Linked DNA regions of Homo sapiens: region 1 is linked to region 2. Evidence: chromatin loops called from intact Hi-C (ENCODE). Cell type or tissue: K562. All regions are shown on one strand. Each heading gives the region's core, and the rest is flanking DNA. Links, peaks and the distances in the headings are about the cores only.

The links. A loop is a pair of places that touch in the nucleus more often than their neighbours do. Peaks named below come from ENCODE experiments on the same cell type or tissue, not always from the same donor. Only the 100,000 strongest peaks of a DNase experiment are listed, where the experiment ranks them.
Region 1: it touches region 2 in a loop (3-fold over the local background); 3 of 110 quality-filtered maps call a loop at or near these places.

Annotation. Positions count from the first base shown.
Region 1 is chr19:55,264,185-55,276,545 of GRCh38, forward strand. HSPBP1 (HSPA (Hsp70) binding protein 1) reads right to left here. Exons shown (of 8, transcript NM_012267.5): 4 at 10,214-10,438; 5 at 1,947-2,102; 6 at 1,702-1,798; 7 at 1,094-1,205. Among named protein-coding and RNA genes, the nearest start is that of HSPBP1, 9.7 kb to the right of the region's middle. RefSeq lists enhancers at 6,229-6,728, 12,056-12,165. In K562, for the core only: no CTCF peak of the experiment used is centred there; a DNase peak (open chromatin) is centred at 6,327.
Region 2 is chr19:55,210,341-55,222,701 of GRCh38, forward strand. LOC124904771 (a long non-coding RNA gene) reads left to right here and starts at 5,249. Exons shown (of 2, transcript XR_007067346.1): 1 at 5,249-6,369; 2 at 6,756-7,085. RefSeq lists a silencer at 7,609-7,795. In K562, for the core only: no CTCF peak of the experiment used is centred there; DNase peaks (open chromatin) are centred at 5,759, 6,261 and 6,801; H3K4me3 peaks cover 1,425 bases.

The DNA of each region.
Region 1 (12,361 bases), core at 3,574-8,573, 54 kb after region 2:
TCTCGAACTCCTGACCTCATGATTTGCCTGCCTCGGCCTCCCAAAGTGCTGGGATTACAGGCGTGAGCCACCATGCCTGGCCATGTAGTACACTTTCAATACATACAGACACTTGACAGTGTCTACACAGGAATGAATCTAATAGAATATAACGTCCCAAGGAGGTGGGTGCGTTTGCTAAGCTCGGCTTTGCTGAAGCACCAGCATTGATTCATTCACTTCAACAAATTAATGCATTACTTAATCAGTTAACTATTTGAATTTTAATTAGTTGTGATTTAGCATTTGTTACTTATCTAGTTATCTAATGAGTTATTTATTTGCCCCTTATCTAATTAAATATCTGATGACTTGTTATTTATCACTTGTTATTTACCCAAAATAATTGGTTATTTTTTGCCATTTGTTATTTCTTGTCAATTTAATGAAATAGTTAAATCATTAAGACATTTGAGTGATATTATATTCAATTTACATTTACTTAATGTAAAACAACTGTATTGGGTAATTTAGATAATAATTCAATGATTGGGCAACACTTTAAGAATCTCCAAGCTCCTGTCTCCTTGCTGTCTCTCCTACTCTGACACAGCACGGGACGAATGCTAGGCATGAAATAAACATCTGCTGAATGGAAGATAAGTGAAATGCACGAGAACACGAATGAAAGCCTGAACCAGCGGACCCAGGAGCCCCCAAGGGCAAGGACTGGCTGGCTCTGCCCCTACTAGGGTCCCCACTACCACACTTGGTCTAACCTGGGGAATTCCTCACCCCCCAGGCCCCTCCCCCTCACACCTGGTCCTCCTCACACCCTGTCCCTTCCCCAACTCACCTGGTCCTTCTGGAGCCGCTGTCCCCTCCCCCGGCACACGATCCTCCTCGAACCCCATCCCCTGCCCCTCACACCTAGTCCTCCTTGCACCCCGTCACCTCCCCGTGTACCTGGTCCTCCTGGAGCCCCTGTCCCCTCCCCCTGGCACCTGATCCTCCTCGAACCCCATCCCCTCCCCACACACCTAGTCCTCCTGGAGCCCTTGTCCCCTCCCCCTTGCACCTGGTCCTCCTTGCACCCCGTCCCCTCCCCATGTACCTGGTACTCCTCATGCTGCTGCAGCAGCTGACAGCGGTGGCGGAGGAGCTCCTCCAGGCCCAGTTCCGGCTCCCGACACTCGCGCACACCCTGCGGAAAGTCTGTCACCAGGCTGTGAGGGACATGACAGCGGCCCTTAGGACCTCCCTCTAGAGGCCTCACTGACCCAACCCTATCGCCCGCCCCGTCCCCTGGCTCACTCAGGAGCCTGGCAAGTCGCTGCCCCACAATGGGCCTCCATTTCCCCATCTGCGGAATGGACCTCACGCTGCCCCTGGCCCAGGGTGGGTGCTGAGGGGCTCAGCACAGGGCCTGGTGCGTGTCAACTCTGGTGTGCTGTTGAGAGCTCCAGCATCATCTGATTAGACACTAATCCACTGGTGGGGGCGTGTACAGAAGCCTCTCTCCCTCCTGCAAGGCCTCTGTGCCAGCCCTACTGGTGAGGAAACTGAGGCTCCCTGACTCCTGCTCCTTTCTGGCCCCACACCCTTCCTCTCTACGGGAAGGTCCCAACTCCTGAGTCCCTACGGGCTGATTCCTGAGCCACCCCCACCTTGAGAGGACGGGGCCCCCACCCCAGGCCCCGTCCTCTCAAGGAGCCAAAGTACCTGCACAGGGCTCCAAGCACGTGCTCGTGGAAGGGGCTGTGCTCTGTCCGCACCAGGGCCACCAGCTGCTGGACCATCCCCATGGAGCACAGGGTCCCTGGGGGGAGGGCTGCAGGGGTCAGAGGGGCAGCCCCACCCATCTCCTATGCCCTCCCCGGGATGCCTGTTCCTCCCCTTCTCCCACACCTGCACCCACCCCAGGGCGTCTGCTCCCCACTCCTGCCCTCACTCAAGGGCTGCCACACCTTTGTGTTCAGGGTGGCCCACCAGCAGGTTCTGCAGCAGGAATGCTGATTTGACCTTGAGCTTCTGCACCTGCTGCTGCATGGCCCTCATCAACACAGAGAAGCCGTCCAGGCGGAGGAACTGCAGCAGCCCAGCCTCCTGCTCTCGGACCAGACCTGGGAGAGGGGGAAAGGTCCTGAGCTTGCAGTCACCACCACCACCACTGTCATCACAAGCACCATCACCAACATCATCACAACCACCATCACCAACATCATCATCACCACCATCACCACTATCTTCACCACCATCACAATCATCATCATCACCATTCTCATCCTCACCACCATCACCATCACCACCATCCTCACCACCACCACCATCACTATCACCATCACCACCACCACCATCACCACCACCATCATCACCATGACATCACCAACATCACCATCACTATCACCATCACTATCACCATCACCACCACATCACCATCACCGCCATCATCATCACTACCATTAACAATATAATTATCGTCAATCATCGTCACCATCATCACCACCAACCACTATCATCCCTTGCCATGGGCCTGCATATGCAAGCATTATCTTTTTTTGAAGTATGCTTTTGAGATATAATTCACAATCCACACAGTTCAGCCTTTTAAAGATATTCACAGGGTTGTATAACCATCACCACTAACTCTAGGAAATTTTCATCACCCCCCAAAGGAAACCTATGAGCAGTCATTCCCAATTTCCCTTCCCTCTGGCCCCTGCAACCACAGATATACTTTCTTCCTTTATGGATTTACCTGTCCCAGACATTTAATATAAATGTGTCCATAAAATACGTGACCTTTTGTGTCTGACTGCTTTCACTCAGCATGATGTTTTCCAGGTTCATTCATGTCGTAAGTGGTATCAGCACTTCATTCTTTTTCATGGCTGAATAACATTCCATTGTATGGATATACCATATTTTATCCATTCCTCCATTGATGGAAGCATCATCTTTTTTAATTTTTTTATTTTATTTATTTACTTATTTATTTCATTTTGAGATGGACTCTCGTTCTGTTGCCCAGGCTGGAGTGTGCAGTGGAGCAATCTTGGCTCACTGTAACCTCCGCTCGCAGGTTCAAACTATTCTTCAGCCTCAGCCCCCCAAGTAGCTGGGATTATAGTAACCTGCCACCACACCCGGCTAATTTTTGTATATATAGTAGAGACAGGGTTTCACCATGTTGGCCAGGTTGGTCTCAAGCTCCTGACCTAAAGTGATCCACCTGCCTGGGCCTCCCAAAGTGCTGGGATTACAGGCATGAGCCATTGCGCCCGGCTGTGTCATCTCTCTCTTTTTTTTTTTTTTGAGACAGAGTCTTGCTCTATCATCCAGGCTAGAGTGCAGTGGCACCATTTTGGCTCACTGCAACCTCTGCTTCCCAGGCTCAAGCTATTCTCCTGCCTCAGACTCCCGAGTAGCTGGGATTACAGGTATGCACCACTACACCCAGCTAATTTTTGTATTTTGAGTAGAGACAGGGTTTTGCCATGTTGGCCAGGCTGGTATTGAACTCCAGACCTCATAATCCACCTGCCTCAGCCTCCCAAGGTGCTGGGATTACAGGCGTGAGCCACCGTCCCCAGTCCGCAACATCTTTTAATCCTCACAATTATCCTGGAAGTGTGTGCTTTCAGAATTCTATTTTACAGATGAGGAAACTGAGGCCTAAAGAGCCAGGCTACACAGCATGCATGACCTTTATCCAGAGGGCAATGAGAACTCTGGAAGGACTCCCAGCAGGATGAGAACTGACCTTTGGAGTGCACCTCCAGTAAGGTGCCCCCTCCTGGGTAGGCTCTAGGCCTGTGCTGGCCAAGAAGGACAGAAGCTGCTAGTAGCTTGTGGCCACTAAACACCTGATATGTGGCCAGTGCAACTAAGGAAAAGAGTTGTTCATTTCATTTAAGTTCCATTCATTTAAACTTAAGGTGAAAAACTGAAGCAGTGTAAAATATTTTCCATTAAACACAACGTTGGCTGGGCGCGGTGGCTCATGCCTGTAATCCCAGCACTTTGGGAGGCCGAGGTGGGCAGATCACTTGAGGTCAGGAGTTCGAGACCAGCCTGACCAACATGGTGAAACCCCGTCTCTACTAAAAATACAAAATTAGCTGGGCGTGGTGGCGTGCGTCTGTAATCCCAGCTACTAGGGAGGCTGAGGCAGGAGAATCATTTGAACCCGGGAGGTGGAGGTTGCAGTGAGCCGAGATTGCGCCATTACACTCCAGCCTGAGCAAAAAGAGCGAAACTCCATCTCACACACACACAAAAAGAAAACCAAAAAAAGAAAAACACACACAACGTTGTTGCTCTGGCGCACTCCACACTACCCCTGAAAACTCAGCATGTTGCGATGTGCTTCATTTGTAAAATGCACACACTAGGTTTTGAAGACTTAGCATGACAAAAAATACAGTGTCTCATTAATAGTCCATATTAATTACACATTGAAATTATAATAGTTTGGACATATTGGGTTACATATTTATTTATTTTAGTTTATTTTATTTCATTTTTGAGACAGAGTCTCGCTCTGTCGCCCAGGCTGGAGTGCAGTGGCAGTTGGCTCACTGCGACATACGTCTCTCGGGTTCAAGCAATTTTTATGCCTCAACCTACCGAGTAGCCGAGATTACAGGCATGCCCCACCATGCCTGGCTAATTTTTTGGTATTTTTAGTAGAGACAGGGTGTCACCATGTTGGCCAGGCTGGTCTTGAGCTCCTGGCTTCAAGTGATCCACCTGTCTCGGCCTCCCAAAATGTTGAGATTATAGGCATGAGTCACCACGCCCAGCCAGATGTTATTTAATTAAAGAAAGAAAAAAGAACAGGCATGCATGGACTGGAAAACACAAAGACTCCTCTCATTCAATCTGTAAGCAAGGCCTGTCAGCTCTACCTTCAAAATGTACCCAGGAGAGACCTGTCCCCTTTACGCCAGGGTTTCTCCACCTGGGCACGGTTGGTATCTGGGGCCAGATCATTCTGGGTTGGGAGGCCCGTCCTGTGCATTGCAGGATGTTGAGCAGCATCCCTGGCCTCTACCCAGTAGATGCCAATAGTCCCTCTCTCCCAGCTGCGACAACTAAAAATGTCTCCAGACATTTGTCTAAATGTCCTGTGGAGGACACGATTGTCCCTGTTTGAGAACCACTGCTCCCTACCACAACCTTGATCTCTTGCCTAGGTTATCACCATAACCCCCCAGCTCACCGCCCACCTTCCACCCACCCTCGCCGCATTCACCCTCTTCTCTGTGCAGCAGTTGGGGGCAGGGATCACAGTATGGCTGCCGTCATTTTTGGAAAGAAAGCCAAAGTCATCACTGCAGCCCACACATCTCCCTTAAAAAAGTTACGCTTATTCAGCGCTAAAAAGAAATGAGCTATCAAGCCAAGAAAAGACATGGAAGAACCTTAAAAGCAGATTACTAAGCCAAAGAAGCCAGTCGGAAAAGGCTGCAGATTGCATGGTTCCAAGCATATGACATTCTGGAAAAGGCAAAACTATGGAGACAGTAAAAAGCTCAGGGGTGGGATGACTAGCGGGAGCACAGAGGATTTGTAGGGCAGCGAGATTCCTCTGTAGAATACTACAGTATGGATCCATGTCATGATACAGTTGTCCAAACCCATAGTACATACAGCATCAAGAGTGCGCCCCAGTGTCAACTATGGACTCTGGGTGACAATGAGGTGTCCATGTAGGTTCATCGATTGTAATAAATGTGCCACTCTGGTAGACTGTAACAAGGAACCACTTTGGAGTGGCTCCACAGAGGGCGAGCGAGTCCATCCCCTCCTGTCCTGGGAAGGGCAGTGGCACCACCGCCTCGGGCAGCAGGAGCTGAGGGGACGTACCCTGCAAATGGCTCCCAGCACGGAACTCCAGTAATGGTACTGGACAGCCACACAATGGCATACCCTGCAGCCACCAAAAAAAAGGACAGATGCCACTGAATGGTATACTTTAACATTTTCATGTGAATTTTACCCCCGAGCAAAAAAAAGAATGGCATCCAAGCTCCCAGAGCTCTTGCCCTGCATCGTGCACAACTTTCGCTGGGGAAGCCGACCACCACGTGGTGAGGCCGCTCACGCAGCCCGAGCTTCCTGCCAACTGCCAGCAAAACTCTGCTAGCCCCGGGGCGAGCCATGGTGGAAGCCCATCTCTAGCACCCCTTCCTCAGAGGGGGATTGTGAGGGATCAATGAGGTGCAGCGCACAGGGCTTAGTGCAATGAGACCTTCAGGGAACGAGGCCCGGCTGACGGCTGACCACAACCTCATGCAACCTCATGCAACCTCATGAAGACGCAAAGCCAGAAGCCGCCCTCCTCAGCAGGGGCCACTGCTGCATTCCTCACCCGCAGGAAGGGGAAAGATAAGCTACTGTTGCTTAAGAAAAAAGGACAGAGGCAGGTCAAGGTGCGCCACAGTCAGGATGGCCTGTGCCAGCCGTGCACATCTGAGGAAACGAGATTAATCCGTGTGTCTGTGTGCACACATACCACACACGACACACTCCACATAAGCACACACCACACACCCCGTATACACACACCACATCCACACATCCCACACACGCCATGCACATCCACACACCACACATACGCACCACACATACACACCTCATATGCACCCCACATACCCCACACATATACATACATCCCCCCAGCACACACATCCCACACACATACACATGCAACACACACACCACACACACCTCCACATATATACCACACACCACACAACCCATGTACACGCTACACTAACACACGACACGCCAAACACCCCACATACACACCATACACACCCTACACACGCGCCACACACCCACTACACACACACATCACACACACACCACACACACCCACATTTGTTCTTACAGATTTATTAAAATCTCTGGAAGCAGAAACAGGTATAACAGTGGTTTTCTCTGGAATGGGGACCAGGTTTGGGGACAGGGACCATTTGCTATGTACTCTTTTGTACCTGGTGAACGATGTGACTGTCTCACAGATTTTTAAAAATATGTAATGACTTTTTTTTTTTTTAGACAGGGTCTCACTCTGTCACCCAGGCTGGAGTGCAGTGGCACGATCTCAGCTGACTGCAGCCTCTGCCTCCCAGGCTCAGATGATCCTCCCTCCTCAGCCTCCCAGGTAGGTGGGACCAGGTGTGAACCACCAAGATGACCTAAAGACTTCTTTTTTAATGCAAGCTATTAGAAGAAAACTCTGCCAGCCCCTCTCTACCCTGCTCTGGCCCTCGGGACACCATGTCCTTCTCTCTGCCCTTTGTGGCCGAGCTGCCCCATGTCTGTCTGTCCCTGTCACCCTAGTTTTGGCTGTGACTTTCCAAGTGCCCCTTTCCTTGCCTCATCAGAATGCTTCCTTCTTCCGGAATCTCCTCCTACCCAAACCCTCCCTGTTCTCCTCCCAGCCTCTGCATGGCTGGGGCCACCATCTGCCAGGAACACAACACTGATTCCAGGACTCAGGATACATGGGGGTGAGGGAGAGAAAGAGGGTGTTGGACCCCCCTCACAGCCCCCATTTCAATGACCAGATAGGCTGCTGGAATTAAAAAATAGCCAACCTCAGGCCAGGCACAGTGGCTCATGCCTATAATCCCAGCACTTAGGGAGGCTGAGGTGCTCACCTGAGGTCGGGGGTTTGAGACCAGACTGGCCAACAGGGTGAAACCCCGTCTCTCTGTACTAAAAGTACAAAAAAAATTAGCTGGGCATGGTGGCATGTGCCTGTAAACCCAGGTACTTGGGAGGCTGAGGCAGGGGAATCCCTTGAACCTGGGAGGTGGAGGTTGCAGTGAGCCGAGATTGCGCCACTGCACTCCAGCCTGGGCCACAGAGCGAGACTCCGTCTCAAGAAACAAAAAAAGAAAAAAAAAAAAGCCAACCTCGAACAGATTAAATGTAGAGTTACGATATGACCCAGCAACTCCACTGCTAGGTATACACCCAAGAGAACGGAAAACAAATGTCCATAAAAACACCTGCGCAGCTATGTCCACAGGAGCACGAGAGCCCAGAGATACAAGGAAACCAGGGACTGTCAGCAGACAGGCGGAGGAAGAGGCAGGGCACGGTGGACCCACGCAACAGGACACATTCAGCCGCGGGAAGGAACACAGCACTGCCACCCGCCACCACTCGGGGACCTTGCAGCATATGAAAGGAGCCAGGCAGAAAAGGCCTCACGGTGTGGGATTCCGTTTGTACAAATGTCCCGGAGAGGGAAATCCTTAGAGGCAGTAAGTAGATTCATGTTGCAGGGGCTGCGGGAGAGGACGGACGCCGAGTGATTGCTTAACGGGTACAGAATTTCTGCTTGGGGGAGAGGATGAAGATGTTCTGAAATTTTGGCCGGGCGCAGTGGCTCACGCCTGTAATCCCAACACTTTGGGAGGCTGAGGCGGGTGGATCACCTGAGGTCAGGAGGTTGAGACCAGCCTGGCCAACAGGGTGAAACCCCGTCTCTACTAAAAATACAAAAATTAGCCGGGCGCGGTGGCGGGCGCCTGTAATCCCAGCTACTTGAGAGGCTGAGGCAGAACTGCTTGAACCTGGGAGGAGGAGGTTGTAGTGAGCCGAGATCGCGCCATTGCGCTCCAGCCTGGGTGACAAGAGCGAGACTCTGTCTCAAAAAAAAAAAAAAGAAAGAAAAGAAGAAAATGTTCCAAAATTAGATAGTGACTGCCGATAGCCATACCACCCCGAACGCGTCTGATCACATCTAAAATTAGAGAGTGATGATGGCTGCACAGCACTGAATACACTAAGAAGTACTACGTTGTTTTTCTGGTTTTTGTGTTTGTTTTCAGACAGGTCTTGCTCTGTCACGCAGGCTGGAGATGCAATCATGGCTCACTGCAGCCTCAACTTCCCAGGCTCAGGCAATCCCACCACTTCAGTCTCCTGAGTAGATGGAGGTACAGTCACGCACCACCACGTCCAGCTAATTTTTTAATTTTTGTAGAGACAGGGGTTTCCCTATGTTGCCCAGGCTGGTCTCAAACTCCTGGGCTCGAGCAATTCTCCCGCCTCGGCCTCCCAAAGTGTTAGGATTCCAGATGTGAGCCACCACGCCTGGCCAAGAGTACTAAGTTATACACTTTAAAAGGATGAATTGTATGGCCTATGAATTACATCTCAATAAAGCTGTTAGAGAAAATAAAAGGAAAGAGTCCAGTTGGGGCGCTAGTATAGCACATGCAGGCAGGCATCCAGCACATACGAAGAGCTCCACCAGGCTGGGATCCTGGCTCTGTGTGTCCTCTCCAGACCCCCTGGCCCGATCCCTCCCGTGTGGAGGAGACACAGTGGGCCCAACTTCAGCAGGTGTGCATAAGGATTCAGCGAGTCAACACCTGGCATGGAGAAACTGCCCCACAGATGTTGGTTTTTGTCCCGTCCCTGTGCCCGACCTGGTGCCTGTGTCCCAGGCGGCAGTATTTGGGGGAGTCCTGGCCAGCTCTGCCCTATGGAGCTGCAGAAACCTGGCCGTGTCCCTCTGCCCACACCTCAGTTTCTTCCCCTGTCAAATGAGGATGCAAACGGTCCCTACTTCACAGGCCATTAGGATAAAAAGAATTTGTGGCTGGACATGGTGGATCACACCTGTAACCTCAACACTTTCAGAGGCCAAGGCGGGAGGATCCCTTGAGGCTAGGAGTTCAAGACTAGCCTGGGTAGCAAAGCAAGTCTTGTCTCTATATAGGTTAAATGAAAAAAAAAAGAAGAAGAAGAATTCATGTACAGCAGGGGTTCTGACCAAGGGGCTTTCTACATCTAGGGGCATTTGTGCGCTGGCAGGTGGGGTGATAGTGTCTCTCCATGGCCTGGAGGCCACCCACCAGATGCTGCTCAATGTCCTGTAGTGCACAGGACGGCCCCCGAGAGAGTGAACCAGCGCCAGTGTGAACAGTGCCCAGCTGAAAAACTGCTGTGTGCAAAGCGCTCACGCTGAGGGCCAGGTGGTCTCCCCGGGAAGTGGTCACATCTGCTGCCTGGCTAGCAGGGGGTTTGGCCGAGTGCGCCACTCACTCTGCCCGCAGCACTCAGCCGTGCAGGGGTCCAACAAGCATGGGAACAAACGAGGGAAGGAGATGCCTCTCCCTCTGCCCCAGCAGATCCCGGGGGCCCACCCGGCACCCCCCCCCACCGCCAGCACCCCTGTCCCCAGCCCCACCCGGACACTCACAGGAGATGGCGAAGAGGGCCTTGACGCGCACCGTGTCGCAGGCGTCGCGGTCCAGCAGCCGCAGCAGCTTACGCAGGGCACCCAGGCCCAGCACCTGCTCCTGGATGGCTGCCACGTTCTGACTGCACGTGCCGATGAGCTGTGCCGCCCGCCACCGCAGTCCCGCAGCCCCCGCCTCCAGGTACCGGCCCACCAGCAGGTGCATGCCAGACAGCTGGCAGAAGTCTGTGCCACAGAGGGGAGCAGAGAGAGGCCAGATGTTAGGGACTGAACCGTGCCCCCCAAAATGCATGGGTTGATGTTCTGACCCCCAGTACCTTGGAATGTGACTGTTTTTGGAGATGGGATCTTTAAAGAGATCATTAAGGTAAAATGAGGTCCTTAGGGTGGGCCCTAATGCAATCTGACTGGCGTCCTGATAAGAAGAAGAGATGAGGACACAGACACCCACAGAGGGACAACATGGAGGGAGGACACAAAAAATGCCTTCTGCAAGCCAAGGAGAGGGGGGCTCAGGAGAAACCAGCCCTGCCCACACCCTGATCTCAAACTTCTAGCCTCCAGAGCCGTGAGAAAATACATTTCTGTTTTTAAAGCCAGTAGTCTGTGGTGCTTGGCTAAGGTGGCCCTAAGCTGACCACTACAGCTGCTGAGGCCGGGAGAGCCAGGCCGGCTCCCACAGGGACGCAGCTCTCTCCAAACACCCAACCAGAGGTCCCCCCAAGGCTAGTACAACTCGATTCCATCAGCATTTGGGGCATTAGGGCCCCAGGCTCCAGACTACTAAATGCCAGGACTGATCCTGGTCTTTGTGACAATCTGAATGTCCCCAGGGTCAGCAAACCACAGCCCACCTCCTGTTTTTGTAAATAAAGTGGTATTGGAGAGCGTGGCAGTTCCTAAAAAAATGAAATACAGATTCCCCGTGACCCAGCAATTCCGCACCAAGGCACAGACCCAAAAGAACCAGAAGTAGGGACTCAGATACTTATATACTCAAGTTCATGGCAGCATCATTCATAAATGACCCAAATGTCCTTAAAGGATAAAGGGATAAATATAAACTGCTCTAGCCATACAACGGAGTATTACTCAGCCATAAAAAGGAATGAAGCAGCTGGGCGTGGTGGCTCAAGCCTATAATCCCAGCACTTTGGGAGGCCAGGGTGGGCAGATCACTTGAGGCCAGGAGTTCGAGACCAGCCCAGGTAACATAGCAAAACAGGGTTTTTGCTATGTTATATACTAAAAATACAAAAATGCCAGGCCTGGCCAGGTGCGGTGGCTCATGACTGTAATCCCAACACTTTGGGAGGCCAAGGTGGGTGGATCACGAGGTCAGGAATTCAAGACCAGCCTGGCCAACATGGTGAAACCTCATCTCTACTAAAAATACAAAAATTAGCTGGGCATGGTGGTGGGCGCCTATAAGCCCAGCTACTCAGAAGGGCAAGGCAGGAGAATCGTTTGAACCCGGGAGGCACAGGTTGCAGTGAGCTGAGATCGCGCCATTGCACTCTAGCCTGGGCAACAGGGTGAGACTCTGTCTCAGAAAAAAAAAAAAAAAAAATTTGCCAGGCCTGATGACATGCACCTGTAATCCCAGCTGTTTGGGAGGCTAAGGTATGAGAATCACTGAAACCCAGCAGGTGGAAGTTGCAGTGAGCTGAGATTGCACCACTGCACTCCAGCCTGGGAGACTGACTCAAAAAAAAAAAAAAAAAAAAAAGGAATAAAGCTCTGACACACGCCACAACATGGGCACGCCGCCTTTAGCACAATCAGCCAGACACAAAAGGTCACGTTATAATCATCTATATGAAATGTCCAGAACAGGCAAATTCATACAGCCAAAACGCTGATTAGTGGTTGCCAGGGGACCGGGGGAGGGCCGGCCTAATGGGTGCTGGGTCTCCTTTGCAGGCAATGGAAAAGTTCTGGAAATAGAGGTGGTGTTGCACAACATTCTGAATTGACTGTAAGTGGTATAAACAGTCATATGGGAGGATGTTCCCCTCAGCCCACCTTCATCAGCACTGTGCATCTTCATTAAGACAGAGAAGATACACATATATATTTATATTTATATACACAGAGAGCGCACGAGGCCAGGGAGGAAGTGGTATCTTTGGCTTTCGTTCTCATTTG
Region 2 (12,361 bases), core at 3,790-8,789:
TTCATCCCTAGGCCACCTGTGCTCAGAAGGGGCCTGACACCCAGGGCTTTTCAAGGTGTTTTTGTTGACTTACTATGTGCACACGTGGACTGCCTTCATCTCACATATAGTGCGGAAATGAAGAATAGAAACCCCAGCCGGGCATATTGGTGTGTGCCCAGCTACTCAGGAGGCTGAAGTGGGAGGATCACTTGAGCCCAGGAGTTTGAGACCAGCCCGGGCAATATACAAAACCCCATCTTTACAAAGAAAAACAAAAAGAGAGAAAAAATTACCCAGGCATGGTAGTGCACGCCTGTAGTCCCAGCTACCGGGAGGCTGAGGTGGGAGGATCACCTGAGACTGGGAAGTCAAGGCTGCAGTAAGCTGCGATTGTGCCACTGCACTCCAGCCTGGGTGACAGAGTGAGCCCCTGTCTCAGAAAGCAAAACAATGGCCAGGCGCGGTGGCTCACACCTGTAATCCCAGCAATTTGGGAGGCCGAGGTGGGCAGATCACCTGAGATCAGGAGTTCGAGACCAGCCTGGCTAAGATGGTGAAACCCCATCTCTACTAAAATGCAAAAATTAGCTGGCTGTGGTGGCAGGCACCTGTACTCCCAGCTACTCAGGAGGCTGAGGCAGGAGAATGGTGTGAACCTGGGAGGCGGAGCTTGCAGTGAGTCAAGATAGCGCCACTGCACTCCAGCCTGGGTGACAGAGCAAGACTCTTTCTCAAAGAAAAAAAAAAAAAAAAAAAAAGCAAACAAAACAGCTGAGCATGGTTACTCACGCCTATAATCCCAGCACTTTGGGAGGCTGAGACGAGAGGATTCCTTGAGCCCAGGAGTTCAAGACCAGCCTGGGCAACATAGGGAGATCCCGTCTCTATAAAAAGTAGAAGTAAATTAGCCAGGCATGGTGGTGCACACCTGTGGTCCCAGCTACTCAGGAGGCTGAAGAGGGAAGATCAGTTGAGCCCAAGAGGTGGAGGCTGCAGTGAGCTGTGATTGCACCACTGCACTCCAGCTGGGGTGACAGAGGGAGACTCTGTCTCAAAATTAACAAATAAATAAATAAGTTCTCACACCACCACTTTGAGAAGTCAGTTTCTCTGTCTCTGAGAGCCTCAGTTTCCCCATCTGTATACACAAAGGTTTGGTTGCGAGAAGTTTCCTTTCAGTGGGCACCGGATGTAATTCATGCCAATCACTTGCTTGGGTTTCTGTTTTAACCTTTCTCTGTTTCTCGTCTATATCTTAAAAAAAATTTTTTTTTTATTGAGACAGGGTCTTGCTTTGTTGCCCAGGCTGGTCTCGAACTCCTAGACTCAAGTGATCCTCCTACCTTGGCCTCCCAAAGTTCTAGGATTATAGGCATGAGCCACCACACCCAGCTGTCTCCCCTATACTTTTTGATGTCTCTCTCTCTCTCCTGGTCCTCCTCCTCCTCCTCACTGTCTCTTCCCTCTATCTCTCTTCCCTCCCATCTAGATCCCCAACTTATAAACATGCTCACCCTCCCTGTCTATAAAAAAATGCATCACTTACATTGACTCCACACCCACCGTCCTACCACACCCTACTTGCTTTCTCTTCAAAACCCAACTCCTCGGCCGGGCATGGTGGCTCACGCCTGTAATCCCAGCACTATGGGAGCCCGAGGCAGGTGGATGACCTCAGGCAGGAGGTCAGGAGTTCAAGACCAGCCTGGCCAACATGGTGGCCATCTGTACTAAAAATACAAAAATTAGCCGGGCATGGTGGTGCATGCCTGTAATCACAGCTACTCAGGAGGCTGAGGCAGGAGAATCGCTTGAACCCAGGAGGGGACACTGCAGTGAGCCGAGATCGCACCACTGCACTCTAGCCTGGGTGACAGAGGGATACTCCATCTCAAAAAACAAAAAGAAACAATAAAAAAATCAACCACTCCACAAAATGACCCACATTCCCCAGCTTCCAAAGTCCTCCTGGAGCAGCTGCCTGTGTATGGGGAAGGCAAACCAAAAACAAAACCTGTAGGACCTCGGACTCGGGCCCTCCAACTCCAGTCCCTCCTTCAGATGAATGCAGCCCCAGCCAACATCTTAGCAGCAACCTCAGGAGAGACTCGGCCGTGCTCCTCTTTTCCCCTTAAGAACAGAAATTTCCACGGAGCCACTAATGAGAGTCCCATTAGCACGACCCTCATCACCTGAGTTCTTTTCAATTCCTCTTACCTGTGTGATGAGAAGCACCAAGAGAGCGTTGCTTGGTGTATGTAATGATACCATCTCTAGGTCTGGTGAGCAGGAACCAGAGTCACCACAGTGGGGCAGCAGAGGGCCTGGGCTCAGGTTTCCCAGAAGCAGAGCCTGAGGCAGGGATTCAGATGCTCATGAACTGTTTGAGGGTTTGCTTTCAGAAGACAGAGAGTGATGAAAGCAGTATGGGGCAGAGGAAGGAGCCAAGTGAGGCTATCACTTCAGAGGGATCCCATCACAGAGACAGGATCTGAACTTTTAACCTCTAATCTTTGTCTATGGGCTTCTCCAGGGGTGAGAGTTTCATGACTTTCCTAGTAAAACACGTTCCTCTCAGGTCAAGAGCAAGTTTTTTGTTTTTTTTGTTTTGTTTTGTTTTCAGATGAAATCTCGCTCTCACTCTGTCACCCAGGCTGAAGTGCAGTGGCACCATCTTGCCTCACTGCAACCTCCACCTCCCGGGTTAAAGGATTCTCCTGCCTCAGCCTCCCGAGTAGCTGGGATTACAGGCGCCTGCCATCACACCCAGCTACTTTTTGTTGTTGTTGTTGTTGTTTGTTTGTTTGTTTGAGACAGAGTCTGGCTCTGTTGCCCAGGCTGGAGTGCAGTGGCTCGATCTCAGCTCACTGTAAGCTCTGCCTCCCGGGTTCACGCCATTCTCCCGCCTCAGCCTCCGAAGTAGCTGGGACTACAGGTGCCCGCCAACATGCCCAGCTAATTTTTTATATTTTTTGGTAGAGATGGTGTTTCACCATGTTAGCCAGGATGGTCTCGATCTCGTGACGTCGTGATCCGCCTGCCTTGGCCTCCCAAAGTGCTGGGATTACAGGCGTGAGCCACTGTGCCTGGTCAATTTTTGTACTTTTAGTAGAGACGGGGTTTCACCATGTTGGCCAGGCTGGTCTCGAACTCCTGACCTCGTGTGATCCGCCTGCCTTGGCATCCCAAAGTACTGGGATTACAGGTGTGAGCCACTGCGCCCAGCCAAGACCAAGTCTCTTGAGAATGTGGCATCTGCAAGCAGCCAACACTGCTTAAGAATGAGTGCTCAGTGCCTGCAAAGGAGATCTGGGTGAAGCACCAGCGACGTCCACCCCTAAAGCCTCACACCTGTTACCAGTCCTGAGCCAGTTCTCAGTCTTGGAACCCCTTCCATGTAGCGGATGCTTTTCCCTCAGGGAGGACTCACCGATACTAGTCAAAGTACATACTGTAAACCTTCCTCCCAGTTTCTCCTAAAGGCCAATATCCATGGTCGCTGGGGATTAGAGAAAGAGAAAAGGCTACTGGACTCTGACTCTGAATCAATCCTAATTTGGAGGCACACACAGGTCACCGTGAATCATGGTCTGACTGGTGTGCTTGGGGCTGTCAGGTAACGAACGGAGGGTTCACCTAAAGACCATCACACAGTGGGTCAACGGGACTCTAAAGACCCTGTGTGGCTCCTTCCTCAGGCCTTGAGAGTGAAGTTGAAATCGACATTCTCATAAAATGGCAGACACAATGCTTTGGCTTCCCTGATCTGTAGTGTGAAAGCTTTGATGGTGGGAAGAAGAAATGGAAGCCCCTAGAAATTCCCCCATCTATATTGGGCCAGTCTTTCATTGCTATAAAGAAATACCTGAGACTGGGTAATTTATAAAGAAAAGAGTTTTAATTGGCTCGCGGCTCTGCAGGTTGTACAGGAAGCGTGGTGCTGGCATCTGCTCAGCTTCTGGGAAGGCCTCAGGGAGCTTTTCCACTCATGGCGGAAGGTGAAGAGGGAGCAGGCACATAACATGTCGAAAGCAGGAGCAAGAGAGAGAGGACGGGAGGTGCCACACACTTCTATTTTTTTATTTTATTATTATTAAATTTTTGAGATGGAGTTTCCCTCTGTCACCCAGGCTGGAGTGCAGTGACACCATTTTGGCTCACTGCAACCTTCACCTCCTGGGTTCAACTCCCAGCTAGTTTTTGTATTTTTAGTAGAGATAGGGTTTTGCCATGTTGTCCGGGCTGGTCTCAAACTCCTGACCTCAGGCGATCCAATGCACCTCGGCCTCCCAAAGTGCTGAGATTACAGGTGTGAGCCACCGCGCCCGGCCTTGCCACGTACTGTAAAATACCCAGATCTCTTGTGAGCTCACTCATCACCATGGGGATGGTACTAAACCATTCATGAGGGGTCCATCCCCAAGATCCTAACACCTCCCACCAAGTCCGGCCTCCAACACTGGGGATTCCATTTCAACATGAGATTTGGTGGGGACACAGATCCAAACCATAGTATCATCCTTCCCAAACAGTCAACCCAGGGAATCACAGAGATCAGCGCCAGCATCAAGCCTTGGAAAACACAGGGGTGGGATATGGGAGGGTGATTCCTAAACATTATCCTTTGATTCACATGATTAATCTATGCAGGAGCTTATGGATCTTGGAAGACAGAAGTAAGAAATGGTGATACTGGCCGGGCTCAGTGGCTCACGGCTGTGATCCCAGCACTTTGGGAGGCCAAGGAGGGCGGATCACGAGGTCAGGAGATCAAGACCACGGTGAAACCCCGTCTCTACTAAAAATACAAAAAATTAGCCGGGCGTGGTGGTGGGCACCTGTAGTCCCAGGTACTTGGGAGGCTGAGGCAGGAGAATGGCGTGAACCCGGGAGGCAGAGCTTGCAGTGAGCAGAGATGGCGCCATTGCACTCCAGCCTCGGAGACAGAGCGAGACTCCGTCTCAAAAAAAAAAAAAAAAAAATGGTGATACCCTCGGAAGTGGCTGGTCTTCTCAGGGTAAGGTCTCCTTCAGCAAATCAGCACAGCCCCTGGCACCTGATATTCAGCTAATGAACTGGAAAAGGCGTTTTGCCTATAGAAGTTAGCCTGAATGAAGAGTGTTCTTTACTCCAACAGTGACAGAAGGTCAGTGTGATTCCCTTTAGACTGTCTGGGACCTCGGTCATCTTATCAACCCATAAGACATCACGCTGTTCCCCCTCACTCCTGGATAGCAATTTATCCTCACTGGAATGGACACTTACAGGTGTTTATTAATTTCTCAGTGATTTGTTGAATGAATGAAGGAATGAATGAATGAATGATGTCTTTACCTTGAGATTGGAGTTCTTTCAGATTTGCTCTCTGCCCACCTCACCAGCCTCTTCTCCTATCTTTACTCCAGCTACACAGATGTCCGTGCATGTTTTTCTTAGCACTCCAGGTGGATTCAAACCTCAGGGCCTTTGCACACACTGTTCCCTCTGCCTGGTAAAATATTTCTCCACCAGCCAGGGCCTACTTCTCTTTCTACTTCTGGTTGACCCCAGATACAGTTGGCCACTCCCTCCTATGTTTGGAGCCAAACTAAACAAATCTCTTATTATAATACTCATCACATTGTCTGTGGCTTTGCCTATTTTTCCTTTCTTTTATCAGAGTGGAAGAAGCTTCTTTGGGTAGAGACAAGTCTATTCATCTTGGGGGACATCAGGCCAACTCCACACCGAAGGCTGATGAAACTTCAGGCAATATCCCTTCATCTGAATCTGATGACGTGTGTCACGTTTTCCAGGTCCACACTCAGGGATCTGGTCTGCGTTTTCATGTAAGCTTTCTCCACTCTCACTTTCCCTGGACTCTCATCCAGGATTAGATTTTTTTTTTTCTTTTAAATGGAATCTCATTCTGTCACCCAGGCTGGAGTGCAGTGGCACCGTCTCGGCTCACTGCAACCTCTGCCTCCTGGGTTCAAGCGATTCTCCTGCCTTGGCCACCACGCCTGGCTAATTTTTGTATTTTTAGTAGAGACGAGGTTTTGCCATGTTGACTACGCTGTTCTCGAACTCCTGACTTCATGTGATCCACCCGCGTCAGCCTCCCAAACTGCTGGGATTACAAGCATGAGCCACCACGCCTGCCGCGATTAGATCATTGATCTCATTGCAGGTGAACCAGTCCAGACCCCCATCCAGGTTTTCCAGCTTGCTCGCTCCTCACGCTGTGGCTGTGTCCTGTGTTGCCGTGTTTCCGCTGAATCCAGCCCTTGTTTTCGCTCTTCCTGGCCTTGCGGGCAGCCAGGATTGAAAGATCCAGGAAGTGACAGGGGCCTGACTCATCAACTTGTAAGAGAGCTGGGGTTCTCCTAGATCCATGCTCGCACTGAGGTGAGAAATGAGAAGCCAGGGCCGGGAGCCTCCTGGGGGTTGGCTGCCAACGCCAGGCAGGCGGGGAATGGTGATTTTCGCTTGTATCGTGGAGGATGCCACGCACAGACGTGAATAGAAAGAGCCTGGACCGTGTCCTGAGGTCAGCGACTGAGGTCCTGGGTGGGGCCAGCCAGGACCTGCCCGGGGGCTACTGCCCTCTGAATCAATACCTCCAGGGACCCTACGTTGACACCCATGGCCTCCCACTCTCCACCCCTCAGTCCTGCGTGCGGCACGTAGTGCTCACTGGGCGTCTGTGTAGGGGGTTGAAGGCTGAGGCTGGAACAAGGGCGTGGCGGTCGCAGGCTCCAGGGCACGACGGTCCTTCCTCTTCCCCTTCTCAGCCACATCTGGGGCTCCGTCCCTGCAGCCAAGGCTCCCTGGCGCTGTCCTTGGTGCTGACGCGGTTCTGGAAGTGCGGTGCCAGGGTGGCTGGTGCGGCTCCCGATGGAAAAGCCCCACCAACCCCACAAAGCAGACTCGGGAGAGAACACGCCACCGTCTTTAGCGAATCTTACCAACCCAGGGCCAAAGCGCCCTGCACCCCAGAGCAGCACTCGTGGTGGGAACACAGGCTGATGTAATAAACAGAAAAGTGACTGCGGGGGATGGGGAAGGCGGGATGTCCTTAGCGTCCCATGGAAAAAACATATTTCCTCCAGATGGGATCATCGATAACTTTTTTGAGTCTTGAGTAAATAACTTCGGGCGGGGCGCGGTGGCTCACGCCTGTAATCCCAGCACTTTGGGAGGCCGAGGCGGGTGGATCACTTTAGGTCAGGAATTCGAGACCAGTGCGGCCAATATGGTTCTGAAAATCCCGTCTCTACTAAAAAGACAAAAATTAGCCAGGCGTGGTGGCAGGCTCCTGTAATCCCAGCTACTCGGGAGGCTGAGGCAGGAGAATAGCTTGAACCCGGAGGTGGAGGCTGCGGTGAGTCAAGATCGTGCCACTGCACTCCAGCCTGGGCGACAGAGCGAGACTCCGTCTCAAAAAAAGAAAAAACAAAAACAAAACAAAACAAAACAAAAACTATGAGAAAATTCCATCCCCCATTGTTCGGAACCCAGGAATCTGGGCGCTGTGTGGTTTTCCATAAAAACTGGTATATTCGTTTGCTAGGGCTACTACAACAAAGAGCATAGACTAGGTGACCCAAACAGCAGAGATTTGTTTTCCCACCGTTCTGGAGGCTGGAGGTCCAAGATGAAAATGTGGGCAGGGTTGGTTCCTCCTGAGGCCTCTTTCTCCTTGGCTTGCAAATGGCCGTGTTCTCCCTTGTCCTCCATGTGTCTGTGTCCTAACCTCCTCTTCTGATAAGGACACCAGTCAGGTTGGATTATGGCCCACCTTAGTGTGACTTTTTTTTTTTTTTTTTTGAGACAGCATCTCACTCTGTCTCCCAGGCTGGAGTGCAGTGGTACGAACACAGCTCACTGCAGCCTCTACATCCTGGGCTCAAGTGATCCTCCCACCTCAGCCTCCTGAGTAGCTGGGACTACAGTGGCACATCACCATGCCTGGCTTACATATATATATATATATATATATATATATATATATATATATATATATATATATAATGTATATATATATAAAATGTATATATATGTGTATATATATATAATGTATATATATGTGTGTATATATAATGTATATATATATAATGTGTATATATATAATGTATATATATATAATGTGTATATATATAATGTATATATATATAATGTGTATATATATAATGTATATATATATAATGTGTATATATATATAATGTATATATATATAATGTGTATATATATATAATGTATATATATATTTATTTATTTATTTTAGACCGAGTCTTGCTCTGTTGCCAAGGCTGGAGTGCAGTCCCGCGATCTCGGCTCACTGCAACCTCTGCCTACCAGGTTCAAGCGATTCTCCTGCCTCAGCCTCCTGAGTAGGTGGGATTACAGGTGCCCACCACCATACCCGGCTATTTTTTTTTTTTTTTTGAGACAGAGTTTTGCTCGTCGCCCAGGCTGGAGTGCAATGGCATGATCTCAGCTCACTGCAACCTCTGCCTCCCGTATTCAAGAGATTCTCCTGCCTCAGCCTCCTGAGTAGCTGGGATTACAGGTGCCTGCCACCACACCCACCTAATTTTTTTGTATTTTTAGTTGAGATGGGGTTTCACCATGTTGGCCAGGCTGGTCTTGAACTCCTGACCTCAGGTGATCCACCCGCCTCGGCCTCTCAAAGTGCTGGGATTACAGGCGTGAGCCACCATGCCTGGCCTAATTTTTTTATTTTTAAGTAGAGACAGGGTTTCACCATGTTGGCCAGGCTGGTCTTGAACTCCTGACCTCAAGTGATCCACCTGCCTCTGCGTCTCAAAGTGCTGGGATTACAGCCGTGAGCCACCATGCCCAGCTTGGCTAATTAAAAAAAAATCTGGGGAGATGGGGTTCTCACCGTGCTGCCCAGGAAGATTTCAAACTCCTGGGCTCAAGCAATCCATCTGCCTCAGCATCTCAAAGTGACCTCATTTTATCTTAATCACCTCTTCAAAGACCCTGTCTCCAAATACAATCACATTCTGAGGTACTGGAGGTTGGGACGCCAACTTACAAATTTTTGAAGGAGGATGAAATTCAGTTCATAATAGCAGGGATGAGCTTTATGCCCCCTGAAAAAGACATACTTCCCCAGGTAGATTCATCTGTTAGTGTTTTTTGTTTTGTTTTAGACAAAGTCCCACTCTGTCACCCAGGCTGCAGTGCAATGGCACGATCTTGGCTCACTGCAACCTCCACCTCCCGGATTCAAGCGATTATCCTGCCTCACCCTCCTGAGTAGCTGGGATTACTGGCGCCCACCACCATGCCCAGCTAATTTTTGTATTTTCAGTAGAGATGGGGTTTCGCCATATGGGCCAGGCTGGTCTGGAACTCCTGACCTCAAGTGATCCACCTGTCTTGGCCTCCCAAAGTGCTTTCTTTTTTCTTTTTTCTCTTTTTTTTTTTTTTTGAGACAGAGTCTCACTCTGTCGCCCAGGCTGGAGTGCAGTGGCGTGATCTCGGCTCACTGCAAGCTCTGCCTCCCGGGTTCACACCATTCTCCTGTCTCAGCCTCCCGAGTAGCCGCCACCATGCCTGGCTAATTTTTTGTATTTTTAGTAGAGACGGGGTTTCACCGTGTTAGCCAGGATGGTCTCGATCTCCTGACCTTGTTATCTGCCCACCTCAGCCTCCTGAAGTGCTGGGATTACAGGCATGAGCCACCGCACCCGGCCCCAAAGTGCTTTCAAAGTATTGATTCAAAACTATGGCACAATCCCAACCCCACCCCCACTGCTCAGAACCCAGGGAGCATTGGGTTTGGTAGATTCCTTCTTCCACACCCAGAATAAATTTTCTCAGCTCCATTCCCCAAATGATGCTGACTTGAGGCAGGGGAAGAATGCTTTGGTAGCTCAGGGGAAAGGACTGTGGAGTTCCTGTCTTTCCCTCTTCCAAGATCCAAGGGTGCTAGCGACCTTTCTGTGTTCATGGTCAGAAGCAAGGAGGGAGAAAGACCAGGAACCACACAGCTCTTTGTCATCTCACAGGCAGGAAGCATCCAACAGAGGCCAGCTCTGGGGGGCATGCTGGGCCACATCATTTTTGCCAGTGTCCTGGAATAAGGAAGTGTAGGATAGTGAGGAAGGCAGACCGTGGGGCTCCTCCCTACCATGCTCATCAGGGCATCCAGGTGAGGGATGAAGCTGTCCTAAAGTCTTTCCAGAACTCACACACACGTGTCCCCACCTCTCCCCTCCTTGATCATGTCTCCATTTTACGTATTTACTGATCATCTTCTGCTATTGTTAAAGTCTAAGCTGAGGGGTGAAACCACAGCAGAAAGCAAGGAAGGCTCGACCCCAGATCACACAGGGAGAGGTGGACAGACAGCATGGCTCCGCCCATTTGCAGCCATTTCTGGGCCTGTAGGCTCTGGCAGCTCCTGGGATTGCTGTCCTCGGTGCTGAATACGCGTTTGTTGGGGGCACACCTGACAAGTTTGTCATTTTCAGGGAAAACCCAGTCTCTCTCGGCGCTGAGGAGAAAACATGGCACAGCCCTTCTCAGTCCTCTAGCAACCCTGGACTCTGCAGGAGAAAAGAGAGATTCCCTACATTTGTTTCTATGAGAGAAGGGAAGGCTGGAGCAGGGGAGTGGGGGAAATCTCTGCAGTCCTCTCGGAAAGCAAACCCTTCTACACCTGTGATCCCATGTGATTTAGCAGAGCCCTGAGTTAAAACTAGGCCATGATGACACTTGGTGACACAAACATCTGACAAAAGAGCTGTACCCTTTATATTTTCAAAGACTTTCTACAAATTAAGGAAGGCAGAAGACCCATTTAATGGGCAATGGACTTGAAGAGACACTTTACCAAGAATATCCAAATGGCCACAAACACACACACATACACACAAATGGGAATGTGTTCAACTTCATTAGTCATTATGGAAATTAAACCACAAGGAAGCACCAGAACACTGCAGCAGAAGAACTAAAATGGAAAAGACGAACAACCAACTATCTGCAAGAATATGGGGCAAATGAAGCTTCCTCACATTGCTGGCAGGATGGTAAACTGGTAAGCTGCTTTGAGAAATGGTTTGTCAGTAACTACGAAAGCCTAAGGTACGTATACCATCACTCAGCGATTCCACTGCTAGGCAGACATCTGAGGGAAAAAACTTCCTGTGTGCTCCAAAAGACATGGACAGAAATGTTCATGGTAGCTTCATTCATAGTATCCCAAAACTAGAAACATAAAATGTTCATGAAGGGAGGGATGAAACAATAAGTTGTAATACATTCATGCGATAAATAGTACACAGCAATAAAAATAAAAACACCCAGCATGGATCCACATTTCATCCACAATGTTGAGTGAAGAAAGCCAGAATCAAATAACTACATACTGTATAATTCCACTTAGAGAAGTTTCAAGGACAGACTACACTAATTTACGATGATAAAGATCAGGAGACTGGTCACTCTTGGGGAAGGGAGGTACAAACTGGAGGGGAGACAGGAGAACCTGCTAAGATGCAGAAAATTTATTTTTTTTTAATTTTATTTTTGAGATGGAGTTTCGCTCTTGTTGCCCAGGCTGGAGTGCAATGGTGCGATCTCAGCTCACCACAACCTCCGGCTCCTGGGTTCAAGCAATTCTACAGGCATGCACCACCACACCCGGCTAGTTTTGTATTTTTAGTAGAGACGGGGTTTCTCCATGTTGTTGGTCAGGCTGGTCTCGAACTCCCAACCTCAGGTGATCTGCTTGCCTCGGCCTCCCAAAGTGCTGGGATTACAGGCGTGAGCCACCACACCAGGCTATTTATTTTGAGACAGAGTCTCACTCTGTCACCCAGGCTAGAGTGCAATGGCACGATCTAGGCTCACTGCAACCTCCACTTCCCGAATTCAAGCGATTCTCCTGCCTCAGGCTCCCGAGTAGCTGGGATTACAGTCATGTGCCACCATGCCTGATTTTTGTATTTTTAGTAGAGACAGGGTTTCACCATGTTGTCCAGGCTGGTTTTGAACTCCTGACCTCATGATCTGCCTGCCTTGGCCTCCCAAAGTGCTGGGATTACAGGCGTGAGCCACCGTGACCGACTATTTATTTTTTGAGATGGAATTTTGCTCGTCGCCCAGGCTGGAGCACAGTGGTGCGATCCTGACTCACTGCAACCTCCACCTCCCGGGTTCAAGTGATTCTCCTGCCTCAGCCTCCTGAGTAGCTAGGATTACAGGCATGCACCACCACGCCCAGGTAATTTTCTTGTATTTTTGGTAGAGACAGGGTTTCATCGTATTGGCCAGGCTGGTCTCGAGCTCCTGACCTCAGGTGATCCACCCGCCTCAGCCTCCCAAAGTGCAGGGATTTCAGGCATGAGCCACCTCGCCT